Regions from separate parts of the Homo sapiens genome. Here region 1 is linked to region 2. Evidence: chromatin loops called from intact Hi-C (ENCODE). Cell type or tissue: heart right ventricle. All regions are shown on one strand. Links, peaks and the distances in the headings refer to the core of each region. The heading gives the core; the rest is flanking DNA. Region 1 overlaps SH3PXD2A (SH3 and PX domains 2A). Region 2 overlaps SH3PXD2A (SH3 and PX domains 2A).

The links. A loop is a pair of places that touch in the nucleus more often than their neighbours do. Peaks named below come from ENCODE experiments on the same cell type or tissue, not always from the same donor. Only the 100,000 strongest peaks of a DNase experiment are listed, where the experiment ranks them.
Region 1: a loop joins it to region 2, with 2.7 times the contacts of the local background. A loop is called at or near these places in 40 of 110 quality-filtered maps.

The regions. Positions count from the first base shown.
Region 1 is chr10:103,662,362-103,670,682 of GRCh38, forward strand. SH3PXD2A (SH3 and PX domains 2A) reads right to left here. Exons shown (of 15, transcript NM_001394015.1): 7 at 6,247-6,291. LOC124902495 (a long non-coding RNA gene) reads left to right here. Exons shown (of 2, transcript XR_007062276.1): 2 at 3,586-3,790. Among named protein-coding and RNA genes, the nearest start is that of SH3PXD2A-AS1, 80 kb to the right of the region's middle. In heart right ventricle, for the core only: CTCF peaks have their summits at 3,958 (motif pointing left) and 4,157; a DNase peak (open chromatin) is centred at 6,490; H3K4me3 peaks cover 1,590 bases; H3K27ac peaks cover 6,785 bases.
Region 2 is chr10:103,602,317-103,610,637 of GRCh38, forward strand. SH3PXD2A (SH3 and PX domains 2A) reads right to left here. Exons shown (of 15, transcript NM_001394015.1): 14 at 3,482-3,601; 15 at 1-1,473. Among named protein-coding and RNA genes, the nearest start is that of NEURL1-AS1, 89 kb to the left of the region's middle. RefSeq lists an enhancer at 5,048-5,905. In heart right ventricle, for the core only: a CTCF peak has its summit at 3,569 (motif pointing right); a DNase peak (open chromatin) is centred at 3,565; H3K27ac peaks cover 313 bases.

The DNA.
Region 1 (8,321 bases), core at 266-8,265, 60 kb after region 2:
ATAAGACACTTAAAATATGATGTGCTTTTTTTTTTTTTTTTTTTTTTTTGAGACGGAGTCTCGCTCTGTCGCCCAGGCCGGACTGCGGACTGCAGTGGCGCAATCTCAGCTCACTGCAAGCTCCGCTTCCCGGGTTCACGCCATTCTCCTGCCTCAGCCTCCCGAGTAGCTGGGACTACAGGCGCCCGCCACCGCGCCCGGCTAATTTTTTGTATTTTTAGTAGAGACGGGGTTTCACCTTGTTAGCCAGGATGGTCTCGATCTCCTGACCTCATGATCCACCCGCCTCGGCCTCCCAAAGTGCTGGGATTACAGGCGTGAGCCACCGCGCCCGGCCTATGATGTGCTTTTAGCTAGGAGTGAAAAGGATCCACTAGCCAGAAATGGACTAGTCACCTCCTACAGGAAGCCTTCTCAGACCACCCCCAGCCCAAAGGGAATTCCTAGTATACTTTTGTTTTTTTTGAGACAGGGTCTTTGTTGCCCAGGCTGGAATGCAGTGGTGCAATCATGGCTTACTGCAGCCTTGACCTCCTGGATTCAAGCAATCCTCCCACCTCAGCCTCCCATGTAGCTGGGACCAAAGGCACACACCACCATACCCGGCTAATTTTTTTATGTTTTGTAGAGCTGAGGTCTCACTTTGTTGCCCAGGCTGGTCTTGAACTCCTGGGCTCAAGTGATCCTCCCGCCTCAGTCTCTCAAAGTGCTGGGATTATAGGCATAGGCCACTGCGACTGGCATAAACTATATGTCTGCCAATCTCCTTGAAGGCTAGGGGGCTTCATGTCACTAGCCTGGCTACAAAAATTGCTGAGGGTCTCCAAGTTCCACACAGCCCCCTTGGTGCCTCAGCCTATAGCCACATTCCCCACACGCCTGAGTTTGACTTGGCAAATGTGATGTGCCAGGCACATTAACCGCCCCATTTCATGCCCACAACATCCCCCTTATCTTCCATTTCACAAAAGACTAACCAGAGGCCCCTCTACAGCAGGCAAGAGACGACTCTAGCTCCCACAGCTGCTATGAAGAGCATCACATTCATTCAGTATGATTTTGTTCAGGCCCAAGCCCATCTGTCTTTCCATTGCAGAATAACTGCCTCTGATTTGTTTCCATCAGTCTGGTTCTTCTAGCACAGTAATCCTCAACTTGGAAGCACAGAATCACCCAGGGAGCTTTTTAAAAGTACTGATGCTGGGCTCCAGAGAGACAGGTTTCTTTGGTCTGGGACTCAGGCATGAGTAGTTTTTGGACATCCCCCCTGTGTCCCTATGGTGCTTGTGTGCACCCAGGTGCAAGAAGCACTACTTAGATCTTTGGGTCCTTCTGTAGGGGGAGGCTCCCTCCAACCTAGGGCAGACGGCAATGGCCACAGAACTCTAGGAAATCCCAAAGGGAGGCCTCCTTCCAGGGAAAGAAACCCACTGCCCCCCGGCAGTTTTCTCCCATGAGGTGTGGGCCCTGCAGGCCCATCTCAGCCCTTTGGAGAAGCAGAAGGGACCCTGCACAGCTGAGTGTGCCACATACATTCGCACGTGCACAGTCCCGAGCAGCCCTGCTAAAGCCGGGATTGTATTTCAGGCAGAAATGCAACCAACAGCCGGGCAGTAGGGCCTGCCCCGCCTCTGTACTTAGGCATGCCAGCTTCTGTGCCTGCCCCTGCCAGCTGGGCAGAGGCAGCGCCGGGTGCTGCGCTGACGGACTACCTCCCACTGTGCCCCTAGGGGAACAGCAGTGCCTGTTCCATGCCTGGAGCCTCTGTGGCCAACAGCACTTCTTAAGCGCACCCGGCACAAAAAGGGCCATCCCTGCCCTACGAGAAATGGGGCCTCCTTTCCCAGTGTGGGGGCACTGGATGAGAAGAGTGGGAAAGAAAGGCTCCAGCAACAAACAAGAATAGAGAGTTCTGTGGCAGGTTAGAGAGCCCGCAAGGCCTGAGTATGGCCAGATCATAGCAATAGTGACAGCAAGCCTTCATCAGTGCTGACTTGGAGGCATCCAACAGCATCGAGCTGCCTCGTCCAATCCTCAGAGCAACCCCATGCAGTAGGTCCTGTGATGGCCCCGTTTCACGCATGGGCAAAGCAAGCCTCATGAGGGTAAGTGAATTCTCTAAGGTCACACAGCTGGGATTGAACCCAAGCCCACCTGACACCACTGCCTATGATCTTAACTTCTGCACTGTATGTGGCCTATAATGGGCCACCGGCGCCTGGTCCCTAGGGAAGGGCCCATTACATCCCAGGTACCTGGGACACAGCGGCTGCTTAATAAAGACTAGAGTATGGGTTTCTTTCTCTCTCTTTTTTTTTTTTTTGAGACGGAGTCTTGCTCTGTCGCCCAGGTTGGAGTGCAGTGGCAAAATCTCGGCTCACTGCAACCTCCGCCCCCCAGGTTCAAGCAATTCTCCAGCCTCAGCCTCCCGAGTAGCTGGGATTACAGGTGCCCACCACCATACCTGGCTAAATTTTTTTTTGTATTTTTTAGTAGAGATGGAGTTTCACCATGTTGGCTAGGCTGGCCTTGAACTCCTGACCTTAAGTGATCTGCCCGCCTTGGCCTCCCAAAGTGCTGGGATTATAGGCATAAGCCACCACGCCTGGCCTAGAGTATGGGTTTCTAGTTGACTCTTGCCACCTCTACTGACCAGACCACAGTGCCTGTTAGGTGGCAGGCACTCAATAAGTGTGAAATGAACCAGTGAAACGCGTGAACTGGCAGAAAGATGAACAGAGGGACTCATTGGTTTGTGGTGTCAATATGAATACCTTGACTCTGATATGGGAATATGGGAAAATGAGCCAAACTCGAAGGGAGAAAGGGGAGATGGGGAAACTGAGGTAAGGAGGAGAAAGAAGCCCCAGCTTTGTGGCCAGAAGATGCCTGGAGGACGAGCAGGAGGTGCTGGGGAGTGGACAGACATCAGCTCATTTTAATCCAAGCCAAGAAAATCTGAGGCAGGGTTTCAAAGCAGAGTTAAATCCACACCCCCACACCCCTTCCCCCCACCACTTTCCTGGAAAATTGGCCTGACCTTCCTGAAGGCTGACTCTCTGGGACACAGGTAGAAAAGTTAAGGAAATATTCTCTAGGCATTGGAAAGCACAGACAGGCTATGGCCTCTCTCAGGAGCTGCTCCAAAGGCTGTGGGATGGACACACGGACACTCTGTCCTTCTGGCTGCCCTTCCCTCCCGTTGCACAGGCAGGCTCCCAGCTCTTCCCTCTGGCAGCTGCCTCTTAGGGTGTTCCCTGGCCAGGGCAGCCGGGCGGGCGGGAGCTGCGAGCAGGTATCCAGATGAGAAACCACTTGCAGGCCAGGCAGGCAGTGGGCGGTGATGTCATCCCACAGAGGCCACTCTGGATCCCCTCTCAGCCAAGGCCTGCAGAACTAGGGGCTGGAGGAGTCTGCCTGAGTGGGGAGGGGGCAGTGGAGGGAGCCTGGTGTCTTTAGATGAGGAGTGCTTGGCAGGAGCATGGAGAAGGGGTGTACCTCTTCTAGACAGCAGAGCCTCTCCTGGGTTGGAAGGGGCCTTTGCATGAGTCTGATCCAGAGATGGACCCTTGTGCTTTATTACAGAGCCCCTGGCTGGACCTGCTGGGGTCCCAGGGGTCCCCTGGACCCCTGCCCCACCCTTGCCTCACATCTGCATTCCTTCAACTACCACCTGGATGGAACCCTGGCTGCCAACTTAAACTTCTCAACTGGGCTTTTGCCAAGTCAGTCCCATGCTCCAACGCCTTCCACGGCTCCCTCTTGCCTATAAAGGACAAATTCAAGCCCAGTCTTTCTTGCCAATCTGAGCTCCCCAAGTTCCTTGATCCCCGTCCCCCACACCACCATTCAATACATCATTCATGATTCAACACATGTATCGAGCACCCACTAGGCGCCAACACCCAACACCACTGCTCCATGCAGCTTCTTACTTTCCAAGTCTGTGCTCTAGCTGCTGCCCCCTGCTGGAATGCTTTCCCTTCTCTCTACCAATCCCAGTTTCCCAATTCTCCCCAAGCATCTCTGTCCTCCAGGAGGCTCCTGATCACTCTTGTTCCCTCTTTTCTGTTCCCTCCTGGACTTTATGTTGGGCATTGCTCCCCAACCAAAGTATGTGCCTTGGACAAGAGTCTCTCGACACTCCAGGACTGGTGCCTCAGGACATGACATGGGACATAGTAATTACCTGAAATTCATGATGGAAATGCTTAGAATTAGAGTCCAAAGGTCTGAGGTCCAGTCCTGCTTTGCCCTTACTAGCTCTGAGATCCTGGGGAGGACACGTAACCTCTCTTGAGCTTTAGTGTCATCTGGAAACAGGAACAATAGCAGTTCCTACCTCATGGGAATTGTTCTGAGCACGGAATGAAGTGACGGGGCTTCAAGTCCTATGGAAATCATAGATGGTCATTTTAAAGCAAGTGGAGGGAATGGGAGATCTGAGGAGCAGCAAAGCTGTTGGTTCCTTCGTGGGCTCACCAGCAGGCAGCTCGGTGCCAGGGCTGCAGGTGCCAGGAGAAGGGTGGGGAAGGGAGGCCGGGGGCTGTGTCCCTGCAACATGCCCCTCCCAGACCCTACCTTCAGCAGGTAACGGGTACTTGCCAGCTGGATTGAGAGGCAGCTCAGAGCCCCCTGGGCCTACTCTGGGGGGATGCCAGGCTAAGCAACCTGAGGCCCCTGATCTATAAGGATCTCCAACATCAGCCCTTACCTCTGAGTTTCCTGTCTCATATCTCAAAGAACCCTCCAACCCTCCAGATGGAGAAACCAAGGCCCAGAGAGACTCTGGCCCTGGACTCGCAGTCTGGCTGGGTTTTCCCCCAGCCCACACTGCCTCCCCTGGGCCTCTCACTCCAAACAGCTGGGATCATCTTGAGACGTGGTTAAGTGTCCTCCCCAGGGTCACAGAGCTAGTAAGGCCCTGTGCTGGCCTCCACCCCAGGCTCCCCACGACTCCCCAACCCTGGGCATCCTACAAAAGTCCCTCTAGCCCCTTATAACTGGTTCCTCCCAGGCTGGACTGGGACTGCTGGCCCCTCCGCTATACGTTTGGTGAATAAAATGTATTGCTGTGGGCCAAGTGGGCTCTGGCTCACTGGCGTGTGGAGAGGGGAAAAAGGGACAGGAGCCCAGTGATTAGCTCAGGCCCAGGCCCTCGTCACAGGAAACTCCAGAAGGAGATTGCAACGCCCTCCGACCCACTGCCTTCTCTTCTCCTCTGGACTCCTCCCAACACGTTTACCTCCCATTCCCCGCCCACAGCTGCAGCAGTAGGGGCTGGGCTTTGGGCTCTAAACACTGGGGCTGGCCCAGCCCCACCACCCCACTCAGCTCCCACCCTTCTGCTTTGTCCCCTATTCCCCCAGCCTGAACCTCTGCTCTCAGGTTTGGGGCTAGAGGGTCAGGGTGTGTAACAGCCTCAAAAATGGAGGGGTCCCATAGAAGACCCTTCTGGAAATTCCATCCCTCCTCCGACCATCTCCATCCAGGAGCTGAGAACCCTGCTGTCCGGGATTCTCTGCCATGGTCCCATAAGACTAAAGGTTGAAGGCAAGTCCCTGACCCCTGCCCAGCTCCTCCCAGACACAGGCCAAGGCCCTAGTCCCTGAGGGCCATCTCAGCCAGGCAGGCCAAGCTCTGGATTGCTGGGCATGGGGGCTGTGACCCACCCTCAGTCACAGTCACAGAACTGCCCCACCCCCTGCCCCAAATCTGCAGCTCCCCAGTGAGATCACTGGAAATGAGGGTTGGGTGTCAGGGCCCGCTGCTCTCTGCCTCAGTTTACCTGCCTAAAGTGAGATGAACCATCTTTGGCTGGGCTCTCTCACTGAGACGGCCAATTGAGATAAGGCTGAAGATGGCGAAAGCCCCACCACTGCCTGAGCACTTTCTGTGTGCCAGGCTCCCCACGAGGTGGGATGGCTTCCCCTTAGGGAGGTTACACACCCCACCCAAGGCAGCATGGCCAGGACGTAGCAGAGCTGGAATTCAGACCCACACACCCTGGGTCCAGAGCACACGTGCTTACACGCTGAGCTACGTGGTCATCACTCAGCAAAGGGCCCCATGTTCAGATCTGACTGGGGAGGCAGAGGGCACAGCAAGTGGCAGACCCCCTGCCATGCTGGCAAACAGCTGCTGCACATCACAGGGAAGCATGCGCAGGGCCTGCAGGCACCGGCTCCCGCGCACACGGACCTGGAACACACATGCTCACACACATGCATGCACGCTGGGCAGTACCTGTCACGTCCTTCTTGGGCGACTCAGCCCAGCTGGACAGCCACACTTCCGAGTCCCCGAGAGCAAGCGGCAGCAGGAGAGGAGAACCAGAGAGAGAGAACGGTTAGGCAGGCAGGAGGTCCACAGTGAGTGGCTGCAGGCGCCGCGCTCGGCCAGCCGCGGGCGGAAGGCGGAGGAGGGAGGAGAGTGATTTCCTGGCCCTGGGCTGGCTGTTGGGCGTGGGCCCGTGTGATTACAGAGGCGCTGGGACACAGCCGGCTGGGACAGGGATAATGAGGTGTCCGCCGAAATGCAGGACTCCTTCGGAGCACAGAGAATCCCACACGATCCTCCCTGGAACGGGGCCCGTGGTTATCACAGCCCTGTACAAGGCAGCCTGACCCTTCCTTTCTGGCCATGTGGGTGGCTGGGTCCCACGGGGCCTGATGGTTGCAAGGATCCTCAAAGGCCAGCGGGCTCAGTGGCCTGGACCCAGAACCTCAAATGTCAGGGTTGGAGCACCCAGGACCCATCTCTAGGCCTGGGGGCACCACACCCACTAGACCCTGATGTGTCATCCAGCCCTTACTGCAGCCCCACCCACTGAGGAAGACAGATCGGCCCCAGCAGAGCAGAGGGAGCATCGTTTTAGGGAGTCTTGCTCCCCAACCCCAAAGCAGAAGGACAGGGACCTTGAGTGACCAGAAGAGATGAGGGCTCTACTCCAGGCTCAGACAGTGGTGTCCAATCTGGGCCTCAGTTTCCTCACCTGTGAAATGGGATTTAGAGTTGTCCTCCTGCCAAGAGGAAGGAGCAAAATCAAAGCAGCATAAAGAACTTATGATTGAGATGTGATACCATTAACATCTGAATGAGGCAGAAAGCTCTTGGTCTAATCAATGGTTTGCGTATTTCTAGAATAGAAGAGAAGAGGGCCACCATGTCAAAAGCATTGATGCAGTCGAACTACAGTGACTCATTTAGTCCCCATGGCAACCCCATCAAGTGGGTAGGCATGTTTAGCCCCATTTTACCGGGGAGGACTCTCAGACATGGAACCAGGTCTGGTGGCATCCCCAGGCTGCTGCTTTCTCTGCTGGGCTGCTCATCACCTCCAAAGGAGCAGAGCACTGGCTGCAGTGGGGACAATTAAAAGGCAACGCTGAATTGCAGGTCTGAGAGACAAACTCTCGCACTGCCCACCAGGCGCTTGCCAGGAGAGCAGCCTGACCCATTCAGAGAGTACTGATAAACAGCAGCAAACACTTATACAGCATTTCCCCTTTGCCAAGCATCCTGCTGAGCACTTTGCATATAGTAACTGGTATTTTTCCCAACAAACCTACAACGATGAGTACTATTATCCCCTCCATTTTGCAGATGAAGAAGCTGAACCAGAGAGGTTAAATAACTTGCCCAAGATCACACAGCTAGTACAGCAGTGTCCATCTCTTGCAGGGACACACACCTCAGCTAATCAGAGCTTGATGCTGCTCTCTATTTAAAGCACCTGACTCTTTCCCTCACTCAGCAAGCCACCTTCCAATTGCAGGTTGGCTCCCGGTGTAGAACTAGAAAGCCTGGCCCCCTTCTGGTTCTCATTGTAAATTAGCAGAGTGGGGCTTTGGTGGAGCGGTCTAGCAAGGCCTTTGGGGTCTGACTGCCTGGGTTCAAATATAGGCTCTGCTCCTTTGAAGAAGTGACTTACCCTCTCTGAGCCTGTTCCTGAACTTGTAAAAATCTGGATGATGTGATATACTTACCTTCTGGGTTGCTGTGAGAATTAAATTAGATAATATGTAATAGTGCCCAGTGCAGTGCCTACTACATAGTCAGTGCTTGATAATGGTTAGCCGCCACTGGCAGTAACTCCCATGAACGTGGTTAGCATAAGCCTGCCTCCCTGGGTTCAATCAGCTCTGGGGACACCCAGAAAATCATGCCCCCGGCCTGCAAGGACAAGAACTAGACAGTGTTCAATACTGGATGCACCAAGAAAAAGCTGGCACCCTGTTAGAGATACTGCCCCACAGTCACTCTCAGACACCGGGTTATCTGGAATGGAAGGTAGAGGGACTCCAGGGGACCTCACCCAG
Region 2 (8,321 bases), core at 126-8,125:
CTTCACCGCTGGAGTGCCTGAGGTCTTGCCGAAGCCCCCGGGAGGTTTGGAGGGGATGGGGGGCGTGGCCTTCTTGCTCTGGTTGACGGTGTTCAGTGCTTGGACGCGCCTCTCGATCTTCTCCAGGCTGTCTGATTTGCCTTCGTTCTGCCTGCCCTTGGCGGGCACTGTGTCCAGCTCTTTGCCAGAGGGGTCAGGTTGCTCGTTCTCATCCAGCACCAAATAGTGGGAAGGGGCCCAGCCCTCCAGCTCCCCAAACCTCACATACCACCACCCGCTCTCCTGCTTCTCCAGCACCTGCACCTCCACGCCCGCGGGGAAGCTGATCTCCGAGTCCTGGACCTTCTGGTAGGCGCTGCATGTCATGTACGAGGTGGCTGGCCCTTCCCATTCCTTCTTGGTGGGACATGGGGGAGTGGTGGCTGGGAGGGTGATGAGGTCGGATGAGCTTCTCCTAGACCCCTCACTGGGAGCCTCGGAGGCCGTCTGCGGGGGCAGCTCCGAATCCTCACTCTTGGAGCCCTTGAGCCCTCCACGGAGCTGGCCTGTGGGTCTCAGCTGGCGCCGTAAAGTGCTGATGTCCATCTTCTCTTGGCTCTGCGACTCTGCTCGGTTTAGGAATGGCTTGGGCCGGACCGATGGCTTGGCCCGGGGACAGGAGGTCAGCCCAGCGTTCGCATCAGCATCCTTCTTTGCCCTGACCTTGGGAGTGCCGCGGATGCCTGCGTCCGAAGCAGAGCGGGGCTTCAGGTCGCCACTGGTTTTGGACAAGGAAGAGGAGGAGGAGGAAGAGGAGGAGCAGCAAGTGGTGTTGATGGTGATGGATGAGGAAAAGGAGGCTGAGGAGTGGTTCTTCCCCATTTCTGCCTGGGCATTCTTCTCTGCCTTGAGCTTTAGGAGTGATGATGACTTGGGGGAGCCTGATTTGGGGGAGTTTTTCCTGGTCAGGGACAGCGAGGAGCTGCCTGGGGAGTCGCTGTCCCCGGAGGAGCCTCTGGCTGACAGGGTGTCCTCTGCATATGGCCGGAAGCCCTCATTCTCATAGATGGTCTCCTCTTCCAGGGCCACATCCTCTGAAGACTCACCCACCTTGAAGCGGGCCCGCTGCAGAGAAGAGGCCGGCGAGGGCCGGTGGGGCTGGGCAGGCCGCCTCTCCCCTGAGGCTCTGTCCTCCACGGGCTCCTCGCTCAGCTCAGGCTCTGAGTCAAAGCCGAATGCAGGGATGTCATACTCAGGCTCCTCATACTTGAGCTTCCGCGGGGAGTCCTGGCTCTCACTGGCCCCCGTAGGGCCCTCCTCGGCCTCCTTGGGCTTGCTGGGGGGTGCTGGCGGGGGCACCTTGGGCCGGGTCAGCGTGCTTGTGCGGCGGCTCAGGTTGGGCTTCTTGCGCTTATCGATGTATGATGCGGGGGCCCAGCCCTCCTTCTCACCGATCTGCACGTACCACCAGCCACCTGAGTTCTTATCAATGACCTGGGGTACGAGTGCAGACAAGCCAGTGAGTTGGGAGGATCTGGAACCCTATGACATCCCAAGGTAGGAGTATCATACTTTGGCTCTGGGATAAATTATCTCCATTTTACAGATAATAAACCGAGCCACTGAGTAAGTGGCCCAAAACCCAATATAGTAAATAATGCACCAGAATTCAAACCTAGGTCTCTATCATCTCATGGTTGGTGGGTTCCCACTTGCCAAGTTCCCTCCCTGATCCTCCATGTCTGTGTTAACAGCCGGGTTGAGCTGGCCCACTCTGCCTCCCCCTAAACTGCACTGTTCCCAGTCCCTACAATCCTGCCAGTAGACTAAGGACACGTATGAAGAAAACACTGCCCTTCTGCTGCCCCTTCCCTCCTCGTACCCTCGATGTTGCTAGGTCCTCCCTTTGAGTTCCTTGAAAGGGTCTCTAGGGTCAGAAGAGTATGGGAAGATGCAGATGAAGTGACCTGGGAGGTACAGGCCCGAGGCCAGAGCCTCTCTGCAGAGCCTTTCCCCAGGATCCACCCGCTGTGGTCATCTTACTGGAATCCCACTGAAATCCCACTAGCTGAAGAGATTTCTTTGGGTTGATTGGTTTCCTGTAGGAAGGGCAGGGGGCTTTCAGTCATTTCCATGTTAGTATAAACTGGTTTAAGGAGCTTCTTCCTTAACTTCTGGAGATCAACCAATGGCCAAAAGTGTGGCTGCTGGTTGTGCTGGGGTCCATTTGGACTGGGGAACATAAAGGGCAGATAACTGGGGATTGTGGGACACTCCTGGAGGAAAAGGTCCTGGGGTGGGGAAGGGGTAGCGTGAAAACACTGGCACTATGGGAAGAGGGCCAAGGAGGGAGGGAAAGGTGAAGAATGCAAAGGCAAGAAGAGACCAGTCCTCTGCATCCCCCACTAGAAGAGAAAGATTTTCTCCTTCTTTGGGTCCTACATTCTGTCCTTCACCCTGCCCCAGCCCTGTACCTACAGTTCAAGCACAGGTGGCTCCTGAGCCTGACAGTTCTGCCACATTATGCTCTTTACAGACTCTCCTGGAAACCTCAGTACAGAGAGAATGATTTTTCTTGGAAATTTAGTTGCAAGTTCCAGGCATGTGATTTAAAACATTCACATTGGGAATGTCACTGCTTTAGAGGCAGAGACTGCCCAATGAGTCTGACAGGTTCACTTGTATTAGATGGAGTTAACTCAATTACTACACAAAGCCACTCAGAGAATTGACTAAGTTACAGCTCTTCTCTGCTGCCGGGAATACCATGCTCAGCCCCAGCCACAAAATAGAGTGGCATGAATGCTGGAAGACATGCTGGGGGGTGGAGGGGCGTCCCAGGATCTATCACCCTGTTTTGCAGAGAGAAATGCTTAAAGTTGGGGGTGGCGGGTGAGAGAAGTGACTGCATCAAAGGCCAGGGGTCATGTGGTGTGGACTTGGCCAGAGCCCAGGTCCCCAGTATCTCAGTCTACCTGCCTGGTCCACATCCTCCTAACAACACTTCCTGATGTGGCTTCTGCAGGATCCTGGCCCTGAGATGTTCCTGGGAGAGAAAGCTTGTGGGGTTGGGCAATGCTGTCTATTCTAGACCCCTTGTAGGTGACACTCCCAGTGACATCCTTGTATCCTAGGCTCTGGGAAGCCCTGCAATTAAAACAACAAATGGGTTGGATTTTGTTTAATCCACTGTCCTGCAAGCTCATTTGACCAAAGAAGCCCTTTGTTTCAAGGCCCCCCTGTCACAAGCTCCTGCACATGCTCTGGGAAATGTTGTGAGACAAGCCCTGTGAGCTCAGGGTGGAGCGTGAGAGCTGGGATCTAGTTTAGGCCATGGCACTGGCCAGCGCCAGGCAGATGCTCATCTTTGTGGGGCTCATTTCTGTACCTTTCCTGCCTGCCTGCCCCTCAGGAATCTTACTAGCAAGGCCTAAAATGGGAAATGCAGTAGGTTTTCCACCACAATGAGTTAAAACCCTCGGCCTCATGGCCCAAGGCTTACCTCTGCCTTCTGTCCACCCCGAAAGCTGATGCCATCGGAAATGCACGACTGGAATTCGGCAATGGTGTAGTACTCCACCTCAACAGAAGGGGGCTCTGGTGGCTTTGGCAGTTGGAACCCCTAAGGTTAAGGAACACACAGTGGGCAAAACCCGCCTAAATCAGAAGAGTAACTTGGCCAAGGGTTGGTCCCCACTCAGTCCCCAGGGGGTGCGGATGGCCGTTTACACCAGCTGGACAGCAGCTGGCCTGAGTACGTATCTATCATGGGAGTCTCAGGGTATATATCGCCAGGGGACTACTCTGATGAGGCTTTCTAATAATACTCAGGACTCACGGAAGACTTGTCTGAGCTATCAAAATTCTCACATTACTATTACTATCATCATCATCATCATCATCATCATCATCATCATCATCATCATTACTCTGAGATAGGGTCTTGCTTTGGGACCCAGGCTAGAGTGCAGTGGAGTAATCAGAGCTCACTGCAGCCTCCATCTCCTGGGCTCAAGTGATCCTCCCACTTCAGCCTCCCCAGTAGCTGGGACTACAGGCACACACCACCACACCTGGTTAATTTTTTTTTTTTTTTTTGGTAGAGATGGGCTCTCTCAGGATCTGGAAGAATTTGCTAAAAAAAAAAAAAAAAAAAAAAAAAAAGCTCTCCCCCTCCCCCTCCCCTTCCCTCTCCCTCTCCCCACGGTCTCCCTCTCCCTCTCTTTCCACGGTCTCCCTCGGATGCCGAGCCGAAGCTGGACTGTACTGCTGCCATCTCTGCTCACTGCAACCTCCCTGCCTGATTCTCCTGCCTCAGCCTGCCGAGTGCCTGCGATTGCAGGCGCGCGCCGCCATGCCTGACTGGTTTTCGTGTTTTTTTGGTGGAGACGGGGTTTCGCTGTGTTGGCCGGGCTGGTCTCCAGCTCCTAACCGCGAGTGATCCGCCAGCCTCGGCCTCCCGAGGTGCCGGGATTGCAGACGGAGTCTCGTTCACTCAGTGCTCAATGGTGCCCAGGCTGGAGTGCAGCGGCGTGATCTCGGCTCCCTACAACCTCCACCTCCCAGCCGCCTGCCTTGGCCTCCCAAAGTGCGGAGAGTGCAGCCTCTGCCCGGCCGCCACCCCGTCTGGGAAGTGAGGAGCGTCTCTGCCTGGCCGCCCATCGTCTGGGATGTGAGGAGCCCCTCTGCCTGGCTGCTCAGTCTGGAAAGTGAGGAGCGTCTCTGCCCGGCCGCCATCCCATCTAGGAAGTGAGGAGCGCCTCTTCCCGGCCGCCATCCCATCTAGGAAGTGAGGAGCGTCTCTGCCCAGCCGCCCATCGTCTGAGATGTGGGGAGTGCCTCTGCCCTGCCGCCCCGTCTGGGATGTGAGGAGCGCCTCTCCCCGGCCGCGACCCCGTCTGGGAGGTGAGGAGCCTCTCTGCCCAGCCGCCCCGTCTGGGAAGTGAGGAGACTCTCCGCCTGGCAACCGCCCCGTCTGAGAAGTGAGGAGCCCCTCCGCCCGGCAGCCGCCCCGTCTGAGAAGTGAGGAGCCCCTCCGACCGGCAGCTGCCCCGTCTGGGAAGTGAGGAGCGTCTCCGCCCAGCAGCCACCCCGTCCGGGAGGGAGGTGGGGGTCAGCCCCCGCCAGGCCAGCCGCCCTGTCCGGGAGGTGAGGGGCGCCTCTGCCCAGCCGCCCCTACTGGGAGGTGAGGAGCCCCTCTGCCCGGCCAGCCGCCCCGTCCGGGAGGGAGGTGGGGGGGTCAGCCCCCTGCCCGGCCAGCCGCCCCGTCCGGGAGGTGAGGGGCGCCTCTGCCCGGCCGCCCCTACTGGGCAGTGAGGAGCCCCTCTGCCCGGCCACCACCCCGTCTGGGAGGTGTACCCAACAGCTCATTGAGAACGGGCCATGATGACAATGGCGGTTTTGTGGAATAGAAAGGGGGGAAAGGTGGGGAAAAGATTGAGAAATCGGATGGTTGCCGCGTCTGTGTAGAAAGAAGTAGACATGGGAGACTTTTCATTTTGTTCTGTACTAAGAAAAATTCTTCTGCCTTGGGATCCTGTTGATCTGTGACCTTACCCCCAACCCTGTGCTCTCTGAAACATGTGCTGTGTCCACTCAGGGTTAAATGGATTGAGGTCGGTGCAAGATGTGCTTTGTTAAACAGATGCTTGAAGGCAGCATGCTCGTTAAGAGTCATCACCACTCCCTAATCTCAAGTACCCAGGGACACAAACACTGCGGAAGGCCTCGGGGTCCTCTGCCTAGAAAAACCAGAGACCTTTGTTCACTTGTTTGTCTGCTGACCTTCCCTCCACTATTGTCCTATGACCCTGCCAAATCCCCCTCTGCGAGAAACACCCAAGAATGATCAATTTAAAAAAAAAAAAAAAAAAAAGAACACAGGACAGAGGCAGACCCACCAGCAGGGAGAACACCACGTGAAGCCTGGAGTCAGGCTTCCGGAGTCCCGGAAGCCGGGAGAGAGGCGGGGAACAGGTCCTCCTCCCACGCCTTCCCAGGGAACGAGGCCCTGTCGGCACCCTGATCTCCTCGCCCCTAGAACTGGGAGACAACACGTTTCTGCTGTTAAGCCACCCAGTGTGTGGTACTTTGTTACAGCAGCCCCCAAAAATAAAGACACCATTCCATGTCAAGAAAAAAAAAAAAAAAAAAAAGAAAAATTGTGTTGGGATTTAAATTAGAATTTCATCGAATTTACAGATTAGGGATAAAATTGAATAATACCGAGTCTTCTCATCCATAAATGTACCTTATTTCCATTCTGCCAGGCCTTCAATTCATTTTTGTGATTTTTCTTCATCAAAATATTGCACATTTTAATTAAATTATTCTATTCTTTAAAAAAAAAAAAAAAAGAGAAAAAAACTAGAGACAGGGTTTTGCCTGGTCTCAAACTCCTGGGCTCAAGCAATCCTCCTGCCTCAGCCTCCCAAAGTGCTGGAATTACAGGCATAAGCCACTGTGCCCAGCACAAAATGCTCATTATTAATGCAGTAATTTCTAATCTTACATCTCTGGAGGTCTAGTTTTCAGATGCCTCAATAGCTGAATCTCAAAATGAAAATTAAAAAGCAGAGAAATCTCCTGTAATCGTAGTGCTTTGGGAAGCCCAGGTGGGAGGACTGCTTGAGGCCAGGAGTTTGAGATCAGCCTGGGCAAATAGTGAGACCCCATTTCTACCACACACACATACACACACACACACAAAAATTAGGTGGACATGGTGTTATGCACCTGTGGTCCCAGCTACTTGGGAGTCTGAGGCAGGAAAATAGCGTGAGCCCAGGAGTTCGAGGCTGCAGTGAGCTATGAACAGACCACTGCACTCCAGCCCAACTGACAGAGTGAGACTCTGTCTCTGAAAAAAAAAAAAAAAAAGAAAGAAAGAAAAAGCAGAGAAATCATTCTAACAAAGCACTTGCACACTGCCCTGTGGGAGAGGAAGGAAAGCCACTGTCCTGGAGTCTAGGGGTGAGGGCTGCAGGTGGGACTTCTGACAGCACAGGCAAGGCAATGGAGCACAGTGGTCTCTAGTCTGGGGTGTGTGTGTAAGAAGGCAGTGCGGTTGAGTGAGCAAAGTCTTTGGCTGGTCATCATGACAAGGCCAGATAGGCAGGCAAGCACTAAATAAACTCGCAATATTCTGTGGGCAGGGTAGAACTCATTGGAGATCCTCAATGCTTTTCAGAAACTGGCACAGCAGCATCTAAGCATGACATTCAAGGACATTTAGAAGCTGGCTTTGGCCCATGGTTTGTGAGCCTCACCCATTCATTTAACAACTGTTTGTTGTGTGTCTACTGGGTGCCAGACACTGGTCTAAGGCACCGAGCGCCCAGTAGGAAACCAAATGGACAACCCCCTGCCCTTGTGGATTGTATATTTTTGCTTCAATGGTCTTGTCTCTACTCAGCTAAAATGGACTTTGTACCCCGCTATTTATGTCCTCCCTCATGCAAAGGGGTTCAAATAAAGCAATTGGGAAAAAAAGGTGGGAGGGATGAGGGGACGGGAAGAAGCTTGGTGTAGCAGGAAGACCTGGAAAGACCTCAACCTTGGGGCTGGACTCCAATCATAGCAATTTACCAGCTGTGTGGCCCTGGGCAAAGCCCTTGACGTCTCTGAACTTCAGTTCTCTCATCTGTAAAATGGAACTAATACCAGCATCCTGAAGAGGATCCCTGAGATAACATACATCACTTTGGGCCCAGCGAGGGGCATAGGGAGAGCTCAATAAATAGAAGCTGGAACTCAGCACTCCTTCTGAACTTCTCTTCTTCCCAGCCTTCCTCATCCTTCAAGGCTCTGCATGTCCTAACCCCACCAGTTGAAACTGAGCTGAGGCAGAGTGAGTGAGGGGTGGGAGGAAGCTGGTTTTGAGGGATTGAGTGAGAATCTGCCACCTTTCCTGGCCCCAGGGCCTGGCTGTGCAGCCGTGCATGTGAGCAGACACAGCCCAGGCTCAGCCCAGGCCACATCTCTGGCCAGGTGGGATGCAGCTGGGCCTAACTGGAAACAGCAGCCCTGCCTCAGCAATCCCCACATTTGGTAAGTGTGGAAGGAATTACCCCATTCTTGCCAAAATCAAGTCTGCCTGAAAATAATTAGCCGTGGCTAGGAGAGATGGTTGAGAGGGAGAATTCAGTGTTTGGGTGTGTAAAACTCAGGAGGAAAAAGAGAAACTCCACTGGGGTCCATGGCCAAGGCAAGGAAGGTCTCATCTCCAGGGATGAAATCTTTAAAAACCATATTTTTATGGAGGGCCTACTCTTCCATAGACTGGTGCCATCTCCCTTAGCCAGGGCTGATGTCACTGACCACAGTAACTCTTGTTGCTAAGC